2 separate regions of the Mus musculus genome follow, and region 1 is linked to region 2. Evidence: chromatin loops called from intact Hi-C (ENCODE). Cell type or tissue: gastrocnemius. All regions are shown on one strand. Links, peaks and the distances in the headings refer to the core of each region. The heading gives the core; the rest is flanking DNA. Region 1 has its middle 8.6 kb from the start of Arhgef9. Region 2 has its middle 130 kb from the start of Gm39526.

The links. A loop is a pair of places that touch in the nucleus more often than their neighbours do. Peaks named below come from ENCODE experiments on the same cell type or tissue, not always from the same donor. Only the 100,000 strongest peaks of a DNase experiment are listed, where the experiment ranks them.
Region 1: a loop joins it to region 2, with 12 times the contacts of the local background. A loop is called at or near these places in 7 of 42 quality-filtered maps.

What each region holds. Positions count from the first base shown.
Region 1 is chrX:95,170,407-95,179,936 of GRCm38, reverse strand. It overlaps a transcript of Arhgef9 not described here. Among named protein-coding and RNA genes, the nearest start is that of Arhgef9, 8.6 kb to the right of the region's middle. In gastrocnemius, for the core only: a CTCF peak has its summit at 3,809 (motif pointing right); a DNase peak (open chromatin) is centred at 3,820; H3K4me3 peaks cover 252 bases.
Region 2 is chrX:94,860,764-94,870,293 of GRCm38, reverse strand. No RefSeq gene overlaps it. Among named protein-coding and RNA genes, the nearest start is that of Gm39526, 130 kb to the right of the region's middle. In gastrocnemius, for the core only: no CTCF peak of the experiment used is centred there; DNase peaks (open chromatin) are centred at 3,559, 3,901 and 4,557; H3K4me3 peaks cover 984 bases.

The DNA of each region.
Region 1 (9,530 bases), core at 2,373-4,872, 310 kb before region 2:
TTGTGTGTGGGTAGTTACATTTTTAGGTTCCTATTTCTTGCTATACTTCCCTCACAAGATCGCCAAAAATCTGGTACACAATAAAAGGTCATGGTTTCTGGGATGATGCAAAAATCTTTTGAAAATATTTTATCATCTATCTAGTCATTTATTTGTACGTGTATGTTTGTATATATGTGTGCTGCTGCCATGACACCTGTGTGGTGATCAGAAGCCAACTTGCAGAAGTCAATTTTCTTTTTTCACCATTGCATCCAGGGGATCAAAGTCCATCAGTCTTGGCATCAAGTACGCTTATGTACTGAGGAAGTTTGCAGGTCCATAATACTCTATTTAAATATAAGGTGCAGATAATTATTCTTAGGCAATAGTTTTCTTTAGGTCTCTATTTGTTGTTCCCTTTCTTGCTATACAAATCATGGTGTTAGTTGTTTTGTGTCGTGACAAAATACTTGACAGAAACAACTTGAGGGAGGAAGGGTTTATTTTGGCTCAGGGTTTTGGAGGGCACAGTCCTTTAGCTCTATTAATTCTGGAATCTTGATGCATAATATCATGATAGCAAGAATGTGAGTCAGAGGAGGATGCTTATCTCATAGCTGACAAAAAGAATGAAAAAATTGTAGGGATGAATAACCTTCAAAAGCATGCCCCTAGCTAGATCCCACCTCCTGGAGATCCTATCAGCTCCCAAAATAGTGCTACCAGCTGGGAAACAAGCATTCAGCGTGATGAGCTTGCTGGGAACATTTTATATTGAAACCATAACAAGCACTAGTTTTTGCCTGGAGGATGGAAACGTTGGTTCTATGTTTGACCCTGATATTGCAGTTCTTTCCTAATCCCAAATGTATAGAGTTGTATGGATTCCAGAGCATGTTTCCTAGAACTGTCTGTTCTGGCTCTCAATCTGTTGTTCTTTCCAATTCCATAAAGCAGTGGGTAGGAGTAGCTGTAAGTCACATTTCTACTCCTTATAAAATGAGAATGATTCCTCAGGCTACTGTGAGGTACAAAGAAAAAAATGTATATGCAAGGGCCTTATATGTGAAACTGTAAAAGTTGGTTGCTAGGTAAAGAATTGATTGTTTTAATTAAGTGACTTCTTTCTTTTCTTTTTTATTAGATATTTTCTTTATTTACATTTCAAATGCTATCCCAAAAGTCCCCCATACCCTCCCCCCTGATCCCCTCCCCACCCACTCCCACTTCTTGGCCCTGGCTTTCCCCTGTACTGGGGCATATAAAGTTTGCAAGACCAAGGGGTCTCTCTTCCCAAAGATGGCCAACTAGGCCATCTTCTGCTACATATGCAGCTACAGACACGAGCTCCTGGGGGTACTGGTTAGTTCATATTGTTGTTCCACCTATAGGGTTGCAGACCCCTTCTTTTCCTCTTTTGAATCAAGTGTATGTGTACCTTTTGTACTTGTGTCGTTTCCTTTTCTGTTTGGTTTTGTCTTGTTTTGTAACCAGCAAAAGGAAGTTGGGGTAGCATTGAGCCTAAGCACCTCCTAGAAGTGAGAATAATTTCAAGAAAATACTGTGTATCATCTGTCAGTGGAATGGCAGCCACTCTTGTGAAGTCTTTGTTGACTGCTTTTGGGAGACAAGAACTTAGACTCACTTTCTGATGCGTGTCCAGTTGCCTGTTCTTTGTCCATTAGTGGTAACCTCATTCTGAAAGCTGTAGGCGGGAGTGGAGAACCTTGAGCAACTGGAATCTTCATTTAGCACAAAGCCCTAACTGAATAGATTTCATTCTATAGAGCATGCTTAAATCCATTGTGTCATTATCTTTTTGGCAGGTATTATTTGGGTCCTCTATTTATAGAAGGAAATTGAAGCTCAGAGAATATATTATTTGCCAGGAGTTGAGGGCAGAGATTGTATTCAGATCCTTAAATAGTATTATTTACTAGGATTTGCTACAGTTTTATATGTCAGAAATTTCTTTTAAGTGTTTTACATCACATGCATACCATCACTAAACCCTGACAAACAACCACAATAATGCCCCTGATTTGCAGGTGAGACATAAGAGTGGTGCTTGCTTAGAATGAAGCACAGAAAGAATACTAAGATAGTATACAATTCTAATTAAAAGACAAACAAAATACAAACCAAGGACACTAAGTAGCTTGCTTAAAGGTCATATAATTAGCCACAAATAGAGGTAAGGTTGACTCTCAGATGATTGGCTCCAGAGATCAATGCTGGGTTTTTACCTGCTAAGCTCTCCATCTTCCTCTTTGAGACAAACTCTCTCACTGAACGTGGAGATGAACCATTCGTGAATACTAGTTGGTAAACAAACTTCATGGGTCCTTCTGACTCTGCCTTGCCAGTGAAAGGTTTTCAGATACACGCTACTGCAGATATCTTTATATGCATGCTGGGGAATTGAACTGTGGTCCTTAGTCCTTGATATAAGTACTTTACCAACTGATATCTCCTAAGCCATAAAGTTTGTATTCTTAACCATTAATATATACCACTTCTAAGTCTAGGGTTTCTTCCTAGCTTGACTAAGTGAATCATTGAGCTAGATAAACAGACAGAGTGCTATGCTAGGAAGAGACATGAGGAGGCTACTCAGCAAATTTAACATTTTTTCTTATTTAACTTTTGAATAAATAATATTTGCATGGTCAAACAAAATCAATCTATAAGAATGAGTAAGTTGGTATTGTTTCTCCACCTACTATAGGGTAGGTCCATAGGGTAGGCCAATAGCTTTATAGCTTTTTATGTATCTCTTCAGAATTTTGAAATGTAGATATAATCAGAGTAAGCATATGCCTCCTCTTTTTTATCCAAAAGATCATTTATCACACATACTATTCTGTATCATGCTGCTTTAACATACTAAAATTGTATGAACTCTTCTTGTCAGTCTACAGAGAGCTTCAGAAGTGTGACCTGGGGGCTCATGGATCTCTATAAACTACTATCTTGCAAATGTCTTTTTACCAGGCTTTGGTGGTATCCAGCCTTCTCCTGACAGTTTCACTCAAGATATCACTGCAAAATTGTCTCCGGCTTCACTGAGCTATGTAAATTTTCAAACCCAGGTCCTGAAAAATTCTCCAGCTGAAATAAGTTTCCTCCTCATAACCCAATTTCAGCTTACTTATATAATATGCCTATCTAATCACTTATATATACAATTATTTTTTTTAAATTGTATTAATTCTTTGAGAATTTCATACAACTTATGTTGATCATCTTCACCCCAACTCTTCCTCTTTTATGTAATTCTTGTTTAGTATTTCTTACAAGGAAAATTCTAAAGTTAATGTGATGATGAGTGTTTAGTGTCCTGAATGTCCATCCAGTGACCTAGAGTTGAAATGAAGCTTGCAAATAAAACTCAGGCGTGAAAATTAGAGTGGTAGCTCTCCAAATGAGTCATGGGAACCAGGAAAGTAACTATTTAGGAGCTTAGGCTCCAAAACTAAACACTGGGTCATAATACTAACAAACACATTCATAGTCTGTCTCGATCTTGAATTGATGCAAATATGGTTTTAACTACCCCAGAAAGATAATAACCCTAAGGGGAACCATTGCCCTTCCTCTGCACAGCCTTTTGGATCTTTCCTATTCTTTCCTAGCAAGTCTTCTCTGTACCCTGAGTAGAGACAGATGGCCTGGCCTACAAGCTTGTTTGAAATAGAACTGAAATTGTCCAAAAATAAATGTGAAATAGGATTGAAATAGATCTAAGCAAAGGAACAGGAGGAAATTGCAGTTCTTCTGTATTTATTCACATGCTTATTCATGCCTGTTGGCCACAGGAGGGCGGTATAGGAAGCATTTCCTGAAAAAAGACCTCCCGGTGGCCACCAGGGAACAGAAATCGGAAGGGGTACTTCAATTCTTAGCCAGTAGGCTGGATCTTTTAGTTCCTTGTGGAGTTCTTACTATCCAAGGCCCTTAAAGGGGCTGGGCTTAGCTGTGCAGCCAAGGTTGGTATTCACAGGCTGCAGCTGATGCTTTCTTTCTATGATGAGTATCTTCTATATCCTACTTTGAGTCAAGAGTCCTGAACTTTGTCCTTTATCCATTTAGGCATGGGTTCATTTGGTTATGCAGGCATTAGACATGTTATTGTTGTGTGCTAAACACTGTTTTAGGAGCCTAGAGTAGAGCAGTTAAGAAAAATAGTCTCTGCTTCCACAGAGCTTCCATTCTATAAAAGGGAAACAATAAATCTATAAGCAAAGAATTGTGTAATAGTGCAGGTCACGACAAAATTTTTAGGAGAAAAGTAAGCTAAAGGGTTAGTTAGGAAGTGACATACGGTGTTAGAGAATGTGGTCAGGGTAGAGCAGTTTTGAGGAGGTGAGAGAGCTAAACTTGTACCTATCCAGGAGAAAAGGATTCATAGACAGTCTGATTCACTATCCTTCTTTGATTCCTCTCTAAAAGTCTACCCACTATGGTCTAATTATAGGCAATCTACTTATTTAACTACAGCTAGTAATTCATCATCTAATGTCCAGGGAACCACCTCAGGACCAAGTCCAGCCTGTTCCACCTTCAGCCAAATTGTTGAGGATTTAAAACAATCAGTGCTTTATTTTAAGCTACAACTGAAAAGGAGCTTTTTGAAAAATAAGGACATGAAGAGACTTGTCTAAAGTTACAAACCTACCAAGAAACAGAGATTGAACTTGTATGTGAAAGTTTCACTTTTTTTTAATCTACATTTTCCTATAAGTTACTCAAGGCATTGTGGATATGCCTTTGAACATCAACTGTTTGGTGAGTTCTTTCTAATGAAGAATAAACAGATAAGTGTTTAAAATAAGAATGATGATAGACCTACTCTGTTCCCCATTTTCACTTCCAGCTTGATACTTGAATACATGGTCTGAAGGATATAGAGTGAAAGGCTGGTCATGTTAAGGGCTAGAGATATGGTTTGGTGATTTAGAGCACTGTTGTTCTTGCAAATGACTGAAGTTAGGTTCCCAGCACCTACCCTGAGTGGCTCACATTCCCCTATAAATTGAAGCTCCAAGGGATCTGATATCATCTGGCCTCTGCAGGTACCTGGACACAAGTCAGCATACACACATATAGACAAATATGCACATAGATAATAATTAAAACATAATAAAGAAAATGTTATGTTTATCTTTCTGGAAAGTGTTGTGTAGGGGAAAGTATTTAGGAGGGATTTGAGTTTGACACCCTCATGGATTACTTACAACACTTGAGAGAGCCATTGCTCTGAAATGGAGAAAAAGTGTAAGCTTTGAAAACAAATTTCAGAAAAAAAAAAAGAAAACAAATTTCAGTCCTCCTATTTCTATATCCTACATATATGGTTGTGGCCAGATGATGCAAACACTTAGCTGTAATTTCTCCCTCTTTAAAGTAATGATAATAATTTCATCTTCTAAGAATAATGGGAATAGTTCAATAAAAATACATTTTAGCCCAGTACCATGGGTGCCCAGCACGTGCCCCACTACTGCTTCACATATATTATAGAGAAGATTTCTATCTATCTAGGAACATTGGAAAGAAACAATTGATTATTCCTTCATTCTACAATTCACACTCTAATCATTAACAACTTCATTAATTATCTGACTTTGTTTGGAACACTTAACATATAGCATTGAAATTATGTGCATCATTGGCTGTCTTCTCCGTTAGAATGCAAGCTCTCCGAGAAGCTTGTTTGGCTGTCAGAATAAGTGCTTATTGAATTGGGCTTATTTTATAGTCGTGCAGATGTCTGTGCTGAATAATTAAACAGGTGTTCTTGTTCTCTCAAACAGAATGGACAGACATAAAAGAGCATCTAGTAACATAAATAAAAGTAGTATAAGGAACACAAATGAACAAATAGGATTCAGTACCTGTAGACTGGCCGTGACAAGCAGGAAGAGTTACTAAGTAGGGTGGGTTGGGGATTAATTTACCAGTCAGTAAATACAGTGTGAGAGGGATAAAGTTAAAATGTAAAAACTTTCTTGAGAGTACTTCCTGGAAGAAGTGGGACTTTAGTATCTGCTTGAAACATGATAAACAAAACCCAACCAGGAGTTAACCTTTCTCTGCCAGAAAGAAGAGTTTCATACCTAGAAATCTTCTTTTGGATCTGGCAGAGTAGAACAGTGAAACATGTAATGGGCTGTTTATGCATCTAATCGATACTGTAACAGACAAGGGATTTACCGTTTATATCAGAAGAATAGCTTATTAATTAGGTCAAAAGAAGGCAGGGGGCTGAGTAGTAAACTAGAATATTACTTCAGCTTAGGGGAGCAGGCTGCTGGGTGGGGATGAGGGGCTTCAGGTTGTATCGGATGTTGCCTCTATTTGGGAGAGGTGCAGTTTCATGGTGTGTAGTTTGAGTTGTGCTAAGGACTATCTAGGTTGGCCGGTGTACAGTTCTGGGAGGTTAGAATGATCCACATTGTAAGTTATTTTCAGTTGTGCAGTTTCTGCCATGCAAATCAGGGTCATGTACATTAAAGTCCTGTGTGATTGATCAAGGGTGCCAAAATGCAGCTCTGTGGTGTCAAGTTACAGTATTTCTGAACCATGCTTGTAAAAATTTCTAATGGGGACCAATTCCATTTTCTGGTCTGTTATTAATGACCTTCCCTCTGCAAAGCCCAGGTCAAGACATTGAAGCAGTTTATCCCTATGACTCAGGATATGCATTATCATATAACAGAATATTGGCTTTGGGGCCATATTGTTTGGATTTATATTTGTATTCGACTAATTGCTAGGAATGCTATATTGGACAAGTTATTCGACTCACTTTGACCCAGCTTTTACATAGCTAGAATTTGCAAAATATTATATATTTCATAGGGTTCTGAGTATTTAAATAGTTAACACATTGAAGGGGCTCAGAATAGTACCTGGCACAGAATAAGTACTTTATAAGTGTTAATGGTTATCATTTTCTGTGGAACTGTATATGGGTCCTAAGAACTAGTGTGAATTTGGAAATACTTATATTCCACATTCTTTCATGAATGAATAGCTTCTTATCCATAGCCATGACAGTAGTGAAAACACCTGTCTCAAAGTGATAGCTATGAACTGAGATTTACCCAAAGTTTTCGGGGTTATCTCTAGATGGAAGAATTTTCTCATCATTGTGGGAATTTGTGTGGAAAGTAGGTAATCAAGACATTGCAGAAAGCAAGAGAGTCCCAGAAACTTTCATATTAGTAGTAGAAAGGGTGGATAAGGGGTGGAAGGTATTGTTGTTTAAATTGAGTGAGTTTTTTGGGTTTGTTTTACGCTTTGAGTACAAGTTCCTACATTATCATTGGTTCCATTAAGAAGCCTTAGATCAAATGCCATGCTGCGAGTGTAGACTTTTGAGACTCAAAGCATAAGAATTTTGGTCTCTATTTGCTAGTAGTTAGCTGTGTAATCTTGAACAGATTGCTTTTCTCTATCCGAGAACCTGGAATATGAAAGTTTTGATTTTCTCTGTGATCCCACAAGGCCTTGCCACTCTGGTTGGAATATAGGACTCTGAGTGCAGGCTAGAGAAGGAAGCCACATTTTTGCATTTAACAAATGATTATGAAGTACTTGAGAGATGTGACATACTGTGGTGGATGTGGGGGAAGACAGCATGGTCAGAGAAAGCCTAGACTGGAGGAGGTGACACCCGAACTGTGCTTTGTAGTAGGGAATGGGAAGATGGCAACAATTTGCCTAGTCTGTAAAACTAGAAAGCCTGATAGAGTACCAGAACTGCTGAAGGTTCTGTGTAGCTGCAGAGTAGAAAATGAAAGTGCACTGGTAAAAGCTGAGGTTAAAGAAATCGAAGAATACCATGTGGGCAGGACATTGTATGCCATGCTATAGAATTTGCCATTAAGAGCAATAAGAGCAGTGGGGAGCCACTGAAGACATTAGAACCAAGGAGTTATATAAGTTGAGTCTCAGCTGGAAGAAACAAAGCATGTTAGTTTTCAACAGAACGTGTCTTAGTGTAGGAAATCAAGGGCTTATAAAATTAATGGATAGGATGGTAAGGCAAGGCTTAGGCTGGGCTTTTAAGACTGACTCCCAGAACCTTATCAAAGTACTTCCTATCTCTGCCACAAGGAGGGCAGGGGAGGCATAAAGGATTCTGGGAGTGCCCTATTTTATTTGCTTTCTCAAAATCTAGAAACTACCCTTGCTCTGACTATTGAGTAGTATCTCATCATATCTTCTAGATAAAGAAAAGGGACCCTTTCTCTGGTTCACAGAAAGTACAGAGATAATTATCAGACCCCAGGATTATGGTAACAAAGCTACAGAAACCCCCAATGTCCTCACCACGGTGTTCAGGAACAGAAGCAGTGATGATATGGCTTTCTGCCTCACCATCTCCTATTATTACACCCACAATGCTGGCTACAATGGAGTCTTAGAGGTGAGAGGTTTTTGGTTAGTTTTTTTTAAATTTGTTTTGTGTTTCAGCTATATGCAAAAACAAGCTTACATAATGATATAGATCCTTAGCATATAATCCACACTATCCATCATAGGATCAATAAGAGCAGAATTCTTTTGAGAGAGCTAATTTGGGCCAGAGAGTAGAGGCAGAGCTGAGGAGGCAGAGTAGCGCAGGGACCAGGTAATGAATGGTAATAGATGAGAGATGAAGAACCGATTAAAGGTAGTGGCATCAGGATGCAAAGAAGACAAATAAAAAAGAAAGTAAGGGTGAAGGAAATCATTGGGCTCTGGACACTGTTTAGGTTTAGGAGACATGAAGGAGAGATGGGACTTATGGATAGTTTCTGGCTATTTTGCTGTGTAAATGTTATTTTCAAGACTCAGGGAACTAAGGGGGAAGAATAATTCTATCAGATGTGGGAGAGAGATGACTTTGCTTTCAGACTTATTAACTTTGAGGTACTTGTAAGACATTTAGAAGGATACAATCAGAAAGCAGCCAGAGACTCATCTCTGGACTTTGAGAGCTCCTTGAGTATAAACAGCAGAGAAGTAAGTTCTCTGTTTACCTGCAGTCTAGTGCCTCTGTCAGGTTTTTTTTCCCATTTGTGTCCAGCAAACTTGTTCCCAGAAATTTGTTGAAAGGAAGTATATGACTGCAATGTAGGTGATAATCCAAGCTTTGGGAGTGGATGCACTTCTTCTGGGAAAGTACAGAATTGAGAAAGTAAAAGGGCTGAAATCAAAAGGACTTTTGGAAAGCAAGACATTAATGACTAGATGAAAAACCTGGGTAAGAATTGAAGACAGGCTATGTATGTAGATGGTATACTTAAGGCAAGGAAGCCATAGGAGAAAGACACAGATAAAACTTTAGCAATAATTTGTTTCTACGGGGAAGCCAAGGATAAAACTAGGTTATCATAGATTGAGGTCATAGAAAGTAAGGAAATCATACTAGTTTTCTTCTGCTGCTATGACAAACACCATGACCAAAACCAACTTAGAGAATGAACAGATTTATTTCATCTTACATTTCCAGGTCACAGTCAATCTAACAGAAGTCAGGCAGAAACTCAAGGCAG
Region 2 (9,530 bases), core at 3,028-5,527:
CACAAAAACACTCTTCTAAATACCATACAAAACTTTTTTAAAAAACCCCTAATTCTGGCTGTGGTGGCGCACGCCTTTAATACAAGCACTTGGGAGGCAGAGGCTGGTGGATTTCTGAGTTCAAGGCCAGCCTGGTCTACAGAGTTCCAGGACATCCAGGACTACAAGGAGAAACCCTTTCTCTAAAAACAAAACAAAACAAAACAAAACAAAAGAAACAAAACAAACAAACAAACAAATAAATAAATAAAAATAAAGAGAGAGAGAAACTGCCTAAAATTCTAAAAATAAATACAGAAGAACCCAAAAATGACCCTAAAACTTTTTTTTTTTGAGTTTTTTGAGACTGGATTTCTCTGTATATATCCCATGCTGCAGTCAGAACCCTTGCAAGAGGTCAAGGTGGAACCTGAATCTCAGCAGCCTGCCTCCACAGCCATGATCCGTGCCCTCCCCCACGTAGTTCCTTACCACTGCCTCTTGGCCCAACCATAGGACAAGGCTCAGTTGCAAAAGCACCTTTCTTCTGAGTTTTCAATTATCCTCTCAACAACCCAAGGTAATGCAGCTCAGGGGATCAAAGGTGAAGGGTCACACATTATTTTTAAAAAATCCAGAAGGGCAGCTGCATCACGATCTCTCATTAGTGTTCTAGTGGTGCCTCTCTTTGGGTAAACTTGAATATTTCGGCAGACATTCAAGCTGCTTTTTCGGTAAAAATATTTTTACATGACAACTATGATCCTATGATCGTTCCTATGACTTCTGGTTTGTGTTCGGCAGTCATTTCCCCTCAGTATGCACTACATCCTCTTCCTCCTGCTTGAAATTAGGACCCAGATGCTTGTCTCATACCACTACCCCCATCAATTTTTTTTTACTGAGTTTTTTTGGGGGGGTTTTGGTTTTGGTTGGTTTTTTTTGTTTGTTTTTAAGATTTATTTATATTAGGTATATGAGAATTGCATGTATACCAGTGTGCCAGAAGAGGGCACCAGATCCCATTACAGATGGTTGTGAGTCACCATGTGGTTGCTGGGATTTGAACTCAAGACCTCTGGAAGAGCAGTCAGTGCTCTTAACCTGCTGAGCCATCTCTCCAGCCCAATGTATTTTTAAAATGTCTTGATTTATACCTTTCTTTGTTCTGTTATTATAAAACTCCATGAAACTGATTAATTGCTGCATGGAAGCCATTTTCTAAATCATAATGTGTTTTAAATATGGTGGCAATGAATTGCCTGGGATTAGACTCCCTGAAGTCTGATCCAGGTGGATGAAGTAAATCTGCACCAGGTTTTTATTCCTATCTTTTCACACAGTTCACTTCCTTGTATGACACCTTCAGGGACCTCTTCAACCTAACCTCCATCTTGAGAATCCCTTTTTCTAAGTTTTGTAAGTCTCTGATTTTTAAGAGATATTTATGATAGTGAAAGAGTCTAGAGATGAACATGGGTCCTGGTATGGCAATAGGCACCACAGGTAGCCATTTTTTCCTTTTTCCAGAGAGAAGGGAAGGGACTCTGGTAGAGAGGCACTAGTTTCCTTTGGATCTAATATTTTAGTCTTTTGTTGGAAATAAGGGGAGACATATTCTCTTTTGTAGCTGTTTCCTGGCTGAAATTAGGATCTTGTTGTCAGGGCCCAGGAATGTTGAAATGCTGGTTAAAGGACAAAAGGACAGGATGCAACTGCTTTGCTGCCTGGGCTCTGTTGGACCACCTAGAGCTAGTAAAGTCTAGGCTGCTTTGAGCAGTCTGGAATACTGGTTGACAGCTGATAAGAAATTCGGTCAGAAGCATCTGGGTTTACATTGGTTTTCAGCAATTCTGGGCTTATTGGTTCTGAAGGCTCACTGGAGGTTGGTGTGTTTGTAGTCTTTAGTTGATAGGAAATCTGTTGGGGCAGATATAGACTGGAGACATAAGGTAAAGTTCAGAAACCTAGGAGAAGTTTTTACATTAGGAGAGAACCCACCCTCAAGGGGAAAGAAAGCTTAAGCTCTTGATTGACAGGAGTACTTATCTGGTTTCTGTTTGACCTGTAATAGGTAGATCCAAGTCACAACTCCCTGAAGTTTAGTAAAAGAGATAAAAGTTTTAAAAATAATATTGTTACCATTGTTTTCATTTGCACTGAAGTCCTCATTGTAGAAAAAGGAGTTTACACATGTCTGTAAACAGTTTGAATAGACTAATGCCTTTGAGTTAGAGAAAAAGCTTGCCCCCTCCCCTAAGATGATTCTTGGTTTAAAATGTGAACATTCTTATCTCTATCTGGAGGGCTGGAAATACATATAGATAGGACAGAGACTTCAAATCATTTTTCGATCTTTATAACTTAAATTTATATATTTCAAATTATTTTTAGACTTTTATAACTTACATAAGTTTTAAATCTTTTTTTAAAGATATATTTATTATGTGTGAGTAGCTGTCTTCAGACACACCAGAAGAGGGCATCAGATCTCAATTCTGATGGTTGTGAGTCACCATGTGGTTAATGGGATTTGAACTCAGGACCTTCGGAAGAGCAGTTAGTGCTCTTAATCGCTGAGCCATCTCTCCAGCCCTTATATCTTTTTAATCCAGTTATTTACCATGAGACATGGTTAGCTGATAATTGAGAGCAGTCATGGCTAAGTAAGTTAATTTAAATAAAGGAGTAGCAAAATTTTACATTGAAACCTGTTTTATGAGTTTATCCCTTCTTTTTAGTATGAAGCCTGTCAGCAGGGGAAACTGGATTTTGACTTTGCCAGCAAGAGACCTAGTATCTCTAGAAAAAAACAAGGCCTGCCTTCATGTAGAAACGGACTGAACAAGCAGGTACAGCCATTGGGTGAGAAGTTGGTTGCTTGCTGGTGCTAAACTGATAAAGCTACAGTTAGCCACTAGTCTCATCATAAACCTGACCAGGTTACATTTGAGTAGGGAGTGCAAATGACCTTTGTATTGATTAAAATGACAGAGGCTTACACATTACTTAAATGGTTACCTGACATATTCACTTTGTTTCTCCTTGGAAGCAGAGTTCTCAGTGTTGTGCTTTATAAAAAGATAAAGCAAGAGAAGGAATATGTTTTAGAGGAGGTGTAGTCAGGTATGGGGGGAAGGGAGTGCCTCTGCAGGCCCAGGCCAAGGCATCCCTTTCCCTCTGAGGGACCAGCCATGTGATGGTATAGTATAAAATAGAGCATGAGTGTTAGCATTCTGTCTAAGCTCTACCCTGCAGTTACCTGGCAATAGCCAGGTATGCTCCTCTGCACAGTTACCTGGCAACAGCCAGGTTGGCCTGGCCCACTATAAAAGGGGCTGCTTGCCCCTTCCTCTCTCTTACTCCTGTTTCCCTCTTGCTTCTCTCTTGCCCTCTTGGGCTCTTCCCTTCTCCCCTCTCGCCATGTGGTCATGGCCGGCCTCTACTTCTCTACTCTCTCCTTTCCTCTGTCTTTCTCTGTCTCTATTACCCTCTTAACTCCCCTCCCCATGCCAGAGAAATTCCTGGGCCCAGGTGAACCGGTCTCTGGTTCAAGAGCACCGGCTGAGTGTTAGCCCCCAGGCCCCTACATGATGACCTGGTGTTCTGGCCTATGCTAGAATCTCTCTTGGGTTATTAATGCCCTCAGGACACTGGCAGGGGCAGTTAATCCGATTCTCTTACCCAGGGGTCACTTCACTGTCTCTGCCTCGATTTAATGGGGTGTCTTGGTCTAAAACAGTATCTCTACATCTCTGCTAAACTGTTACTTTCTCGCTAATGACCGATGACACAGACTTTTCCCCTCCCCCCTTTCCCCTCCCTCATTTGCTGATTCCAGCTCCTGCTGCAGCTCCTGCTGCGGCAGCTGGTTCTGCCGGTTCAAGTGGGTCTAGCTCTGCCCCCTGCCAGGGACTCTGCTGCCCTTCCCCACTTCTTGCTCTTGGCTCTGTATCCATCTCCCCCTGACTGTCAGTGCGCTCCCTCAGCCCACTCAAGCTCGGCTGGCCCCTGCCTCCCTCATTTGCAGCTTGCTGCAGACTAGTTCAACCAGTTTGGACCCTACTTGCTGCCCTTCCCACTCTGCTCCTTAGCCCTGCTCTCAATTCATGGTGGGAAAAGTGGGTATGTCCCTACCCCTTGCGTCCTGCCAGGGGTCCCGTCTGTTGCCGCCCCCCCCCCCCCCCCCACCAAAGAAGCTGTTTTCCTGAACTAGCAAGCCTCTTCCTCCCTTCCTCTTTCCCTATCTATCTCCCACTCTACTCAGGACTTATAAAGACTAGGGGTGCAATGTGCCACAACTTCATTGTTAGGATATGGAACACGCTATTTCAGGTGCTTCCTTTTCCCTGCCCACTTAGGACTCTGACAGCAGGAATGCTGCCCAGGACTTCCAGCAGCAAGTAGGATGCCCCTCCCTGTGACTTCTGGCCGTGAGCAGGAAGTCCCGCCCCTCAACCGTGCAGACCCTCCGGCCTGACTTGCTGCGTCTCTTCCCCACAGGTCCACCAGCTGCGCTGTGCAGCTACAGTCACCAAGCCCGTAATGTGGTGCTGCTGCTGCTGCGGGGGCCCCCTAGTGGTGGGACAGCGACCTGCAGGCCACTGTGCAGCTACAGCCACCATGCCCTACCGCACAGAACCACCACCACCTACTGGCTGCTGTGAGTTTCACAGACCTCTACTATGGGAGCTGCTGCCACCCAGCCTCTGCCATGTGGGCTATGCAGTCAAAAAGGCCCAAGTGGTTACCTATCCATGTTCCCACACCCCTGGCCTGTTCTCGTGGCCTGCGTGCCTAGTTTGTGTCACAGGCCTGAACCTGCGTGGACAGACTCATTTTCTGTCACCATGACCTTATGCCATTGCTGCCAGCTTTCTTATTCTAGTCCTAGCCGAACATTTCTTTGCTAATACAAAAATATACTTTTCTCTACCTACACAGCCTGTCAAAGTTACCTAAGGTTTTCATTCCTATCCTGTCTTAATATGATTTTTACTACTGTCATTAAATTATATTCAGTTATAGCCAATCTACATAGTGCTCAATCCTGTCAGAAGTTTGTTAATTATTAAGTTTATGACAGACAGAATTCCCAAAGTCTTTAACAGTTGGCCCAGGGTGGTAGATGGTCTAAGAAGATGTGGACACAACTACAGGATGCTGCCTGGATTGTGATATGATAATCGCTGAAATACTCAGTGGGCAACACTGGATACTCTGAGTCCAATGACTTAGCTAAACCAAGGTAAGTCATTTCTCATGTCATGCATATCCATTCCACAGAAAAAGCCCTTCGTCTTCTGTGCTTGAAAGCCAGACTGACCGCCCAAGTTGCCATAGAGTCTATGGGAACTTTTGGCTAGTGAACTCTGTCACTTTTTAACTGCTAAAGTACTGTTTATTCCCCAAACTTCTGACTACATTGACAGCTAGAAAAAAGCTTTCACAGATGTAATCTGTTCTCTCCTTACCTAAACTCTGTTTCCATTCATCAAATGCTTCTTATTTCCTCTTCTTGCTATGCCACTGTCCTAACATTATCTGAGTTCCTATAACTTTGCCTAACTCTAATGAAACATTTCACTATATGATCCAACTTTTTCAACTTTTTCATCTTGTTCCTTCTGCTCCACAAAAGGCTCATCTTAAGGACTATTTATGTTGTCAACTCATGTAGTTATTTCTTTTATAAATTTATAAGCTACAGGACACCCACTCAGATCCACCTCTCATGGACCAAATAGGCTCCATCCAGATAATTACATCTGCCCAAGCCATTCCAGAGGGTGGGATTCCTCTGGGTTTCAAATGTACATCTTAAGAAAAATGTTTTTCCCAAATGTACTTAATCTTATTCTCTACCTGTAATAATATATTTTCAATATCTTTTCAAGTCCAGGTGCTTACTATGCCCAGGATAGCTCCTGAAAAGCAACCTCCAGATGTTCCAGTCTCCTGTCACAAACACAGACACTTCTACTGGACCTGTTCCTTCTGACCTATCCTCAGATGGCTCCACAGTCCCTGGACAGCAAGGAAACAGCCAACTCTCCTAAGACTGGACCAACATCCCCCATACCCATTCTTCTAGGTTCCCTAGAGACATGTTACCTCCAATGCCAGCATGAAGCAGCCACATATTACAAGGACCCTATTCCTGCTTCACCATCACCTCTTTCTAATTTTTTTCTTTTTTTAATTAAACCAAAACAGGGGAATGTTAGCATTCTGTCTAAGCTCCACCCCACAGTTACCTGGCAATAGCCAGGTATGCTCCTCCCTACAGTTACCTGGCAATAGCCAGGTAGGCCTGGCCCACTATAAAAGGGGCTGCTTGCCCCCTCCTCCCTCTCTTACTCCTGTTTCCAGCTTGCTTCTCTCTTGTCCTCTTGGGCTCTTCCCTTTCCCTTTCCCCTCTCTCCACATGCTCATGGCTGGCCTCTGCTTCTCTACTCTTTCCTTCTCTCTGCCTGTCTCTGGCTCTACTACCCTTTTTTTTTTTTTTTTTTTTTTTTTGGTTTATGGAGACAGGGTTTCTCTGTATAGCTCTGGCTGTCCTGGAACTCACTCTGTAGACCAGGCTGGCCTCGAACTCAGAAATCTGCCTGCCTCTGCCTCTCAAGTGCTGGGATTAAAGTGCTGCCACACTGCCTAGCTCTTCATCTTTTCTGTAATCCCAACAATGGGGAGGGGAGTTAAGAGTGTAGTAGAGACACACACACACACACACACACACACACACAGAGAGAGAGAGAGAGAGAGAGAGAGAGAGAGAGAGAGAGAGAGAGAAGGAGGAATAGAGGAGTAGAGAGAGGCTGGTCATGAGCATGTGGAGAGAGAGGGGGGAAGGAAATAGGGATAGAGGAGACAGATGAGAAGACAGAGTGAGCGCAGGAAGGCAAGAGCAAGAGAGAGGAGGAGCCAAACATCCCCCTTTATAGTGAGTCAGGCACATCTGCTGTTGCCAGATAACTGTGGGGCCTAGCTTATACAAAATGCTAACACCCTGAGAGGCATCAGCCCTCAGCACTAGCACAGGACAGGACAGCATTAACTCCTTGACTGCCACACAGGGCTGGATCAGTCTTTGGTTGCCAGAACCAGAAATCTGAAATCCTTTCCTGTGGATGAGGACACCAGCCTGCCTACCTTGGTGAGGCCAAGAGGGACAATCAACTCTCCAGTGTCCTGCTTCTCCACAGTTTGGGCTGGATGGTTGCAGTAGGCAAAACACAGGGCTGTTTTCTCAGTGGTTAGCATTCCCACAATTGAGATGGAATCAACTTCTTTGGGGGAGAACTTATGTCTGCCAGGATATGGTGTTTTGTCTATCATGGGAAGATTTTTTTAGTAGACATTTTAAATACCATATTCAGCAAATCTCTGAGGAGTTTTGGGGATATTAAGTATACCTTATTTTAAATTTTACTTTTGTATACTTTTTGAGTCTTATCCTTGAAAACAGGAGGCTAAATAAAGCCTGTCCCTGTAAATGAATTACATTTGTACTGGGCATGCTTATAAATGCAGTTCTGAGCACATTAAAGAATTAGATCATTTATAAGGTGACTGACCATTAATTTGCATGTCTTAATTGTCTTCAACAGTCTGCAAGTATTCAGCTTTTATGAAATTAGGATTTTACAATGTTATCCCCTGTTAAGTTTTACTTTTAACATTTAAATTGAAGATTTACTTGAAAATCTCTAGCAGGAAAATAAAACTTTAAATAATAAATTCATAGAGGGATTGAGAACCTTAAAAATTATAAATACAATCTACAGAAAGACTAGGAATCTTAAATTTTATCTTTTTATAGTGTATCATTACATAATATTAGTTTTTTTTTGTTTTTTGTTTTTGTATATCTCAGTTTATCCAAATAGCTAAAGTTGAACAAGTTAGCAAAGTTAAAGAGGCTAGAAATATATCCTTAGGTCAGTTTCTGCCAGCCTGAATAGATGTTAGGAATTTATAAATCTCATTTATCAAATATACCTCACACGGTCACAGGAGATCAGAAGGACTCCTCTTTTTTGTTTCAGAGATTCGGTCTCTGATTGCATCTGATCTTTTCTATATATCTCCAAATGTCTGAACTCTGAAACAGAACAGAATAATTTACCAATCTCAAAATCTCAAATGTGCATTTTTTTTTCAATTTGAGATTTTCTGGTGGTCACAGTTTGGGCTCCCACCTATGAATTACCAAGTCAGCCTTCACACTGCTCTCACTTGGGGGCCTATCTCTGACTAGTGACCATTAATTGGTTGCAGCTATGATCTCAGGCTCCCTGCACTTCAAGTCCACTGGCATCTGTAACTTGAATTTTTCAAAGTCTACCTTTTTTGTTTGTTTTTGTTTTTCGAGACAGGGTTTCTCTGTGTAGCCCTGGCTGTCCTGGAACTCACTTTGTAGACCAGGCTGGCCTCGAACTCAGAAATCCGCCTGCCTCTGCCTCCTGAGTGCTGGGATTAAAGGCATGCGCCACCACGCCCAGCCAAAGCCTACTTTTAATGATAGTTATTAAATGCTTTAACCTTCCTTCTAGCCCACCACCCACCAGAGATAGTGGAAAAGAAAGGATACGAGGGAAGTGGGCCTGTTTAGAAATGGTTCTTTGGAGCAAATTCGATCTTTGTTGTTCCCAGGTCAGTGGTGGCAGCTCATTCATCTCGCAGACACTTCACAAACACACCAGCAATTCAGTTCAGCAGAGTCAGGAGAGCAAACAAACCAGCAGCAGTGGCGCGACCTAGCAGAGACCGTCAGGCCTCAGCTGAATTGGCATGAGATGGCAGGAGGGATTTGGACCAGCAAGGACATCAGGAGAAATTCTCTACTTTGTCTCTCTCAACAAAGGGAAGATCAACTAAGATGCAAGACCAAGAAGCTTTTAGCTATGCAAGCAAGCCAAGCTCCTCTCACAGTCCGTTGAGTCCTCTTTATACTCTCCAAATATCAAGTGCCCTCCATGGATCTTGCCTCACCACGTGTCTTGCCCCAGCTGACATCACTCTGCCAATTGGCCAGAATACTTGGAAGCAGTAAGAAGCTGCAGCACACCACCAGAAGTTTTTTTGTGCATTTCTTTCTATGAAGTCCCAATAAAAGGAGCTCAACTATGCAATATAAGGCAGACTAATACATGTGTGTTGTTAGCAAAAAACCCTTCATCACATGTCCTTTCATGTGCTTGCTTTAACAGGACATCCTTTCACCTGTGTCTGCTTCAGTGAAACTTTCCTTCACGAGTCAGCCTTATCCTTTCACCTGTGTCCACTTCAGCAAAATGTTCCTTCATGCATTTGCCCCAGCAAAACACAATCTGACACAACTGACTTTCCAAAGAACCCATTACGTTTTCAGTTCCAGGGCCTATCCTGGTCTTGGGGTCCCCGAGATTCCAAGTTTTGGTGCCTAGCCCAGATCTCTAGCCCTAAGTCAAGAGTTTTGCTTGGGACCTTAAAAAAATGTTACAGAGTTTAAATCCAGCAGGAAAAGACCATATACTCAATTCAAATGATAATTAAATGAATTTATCAAT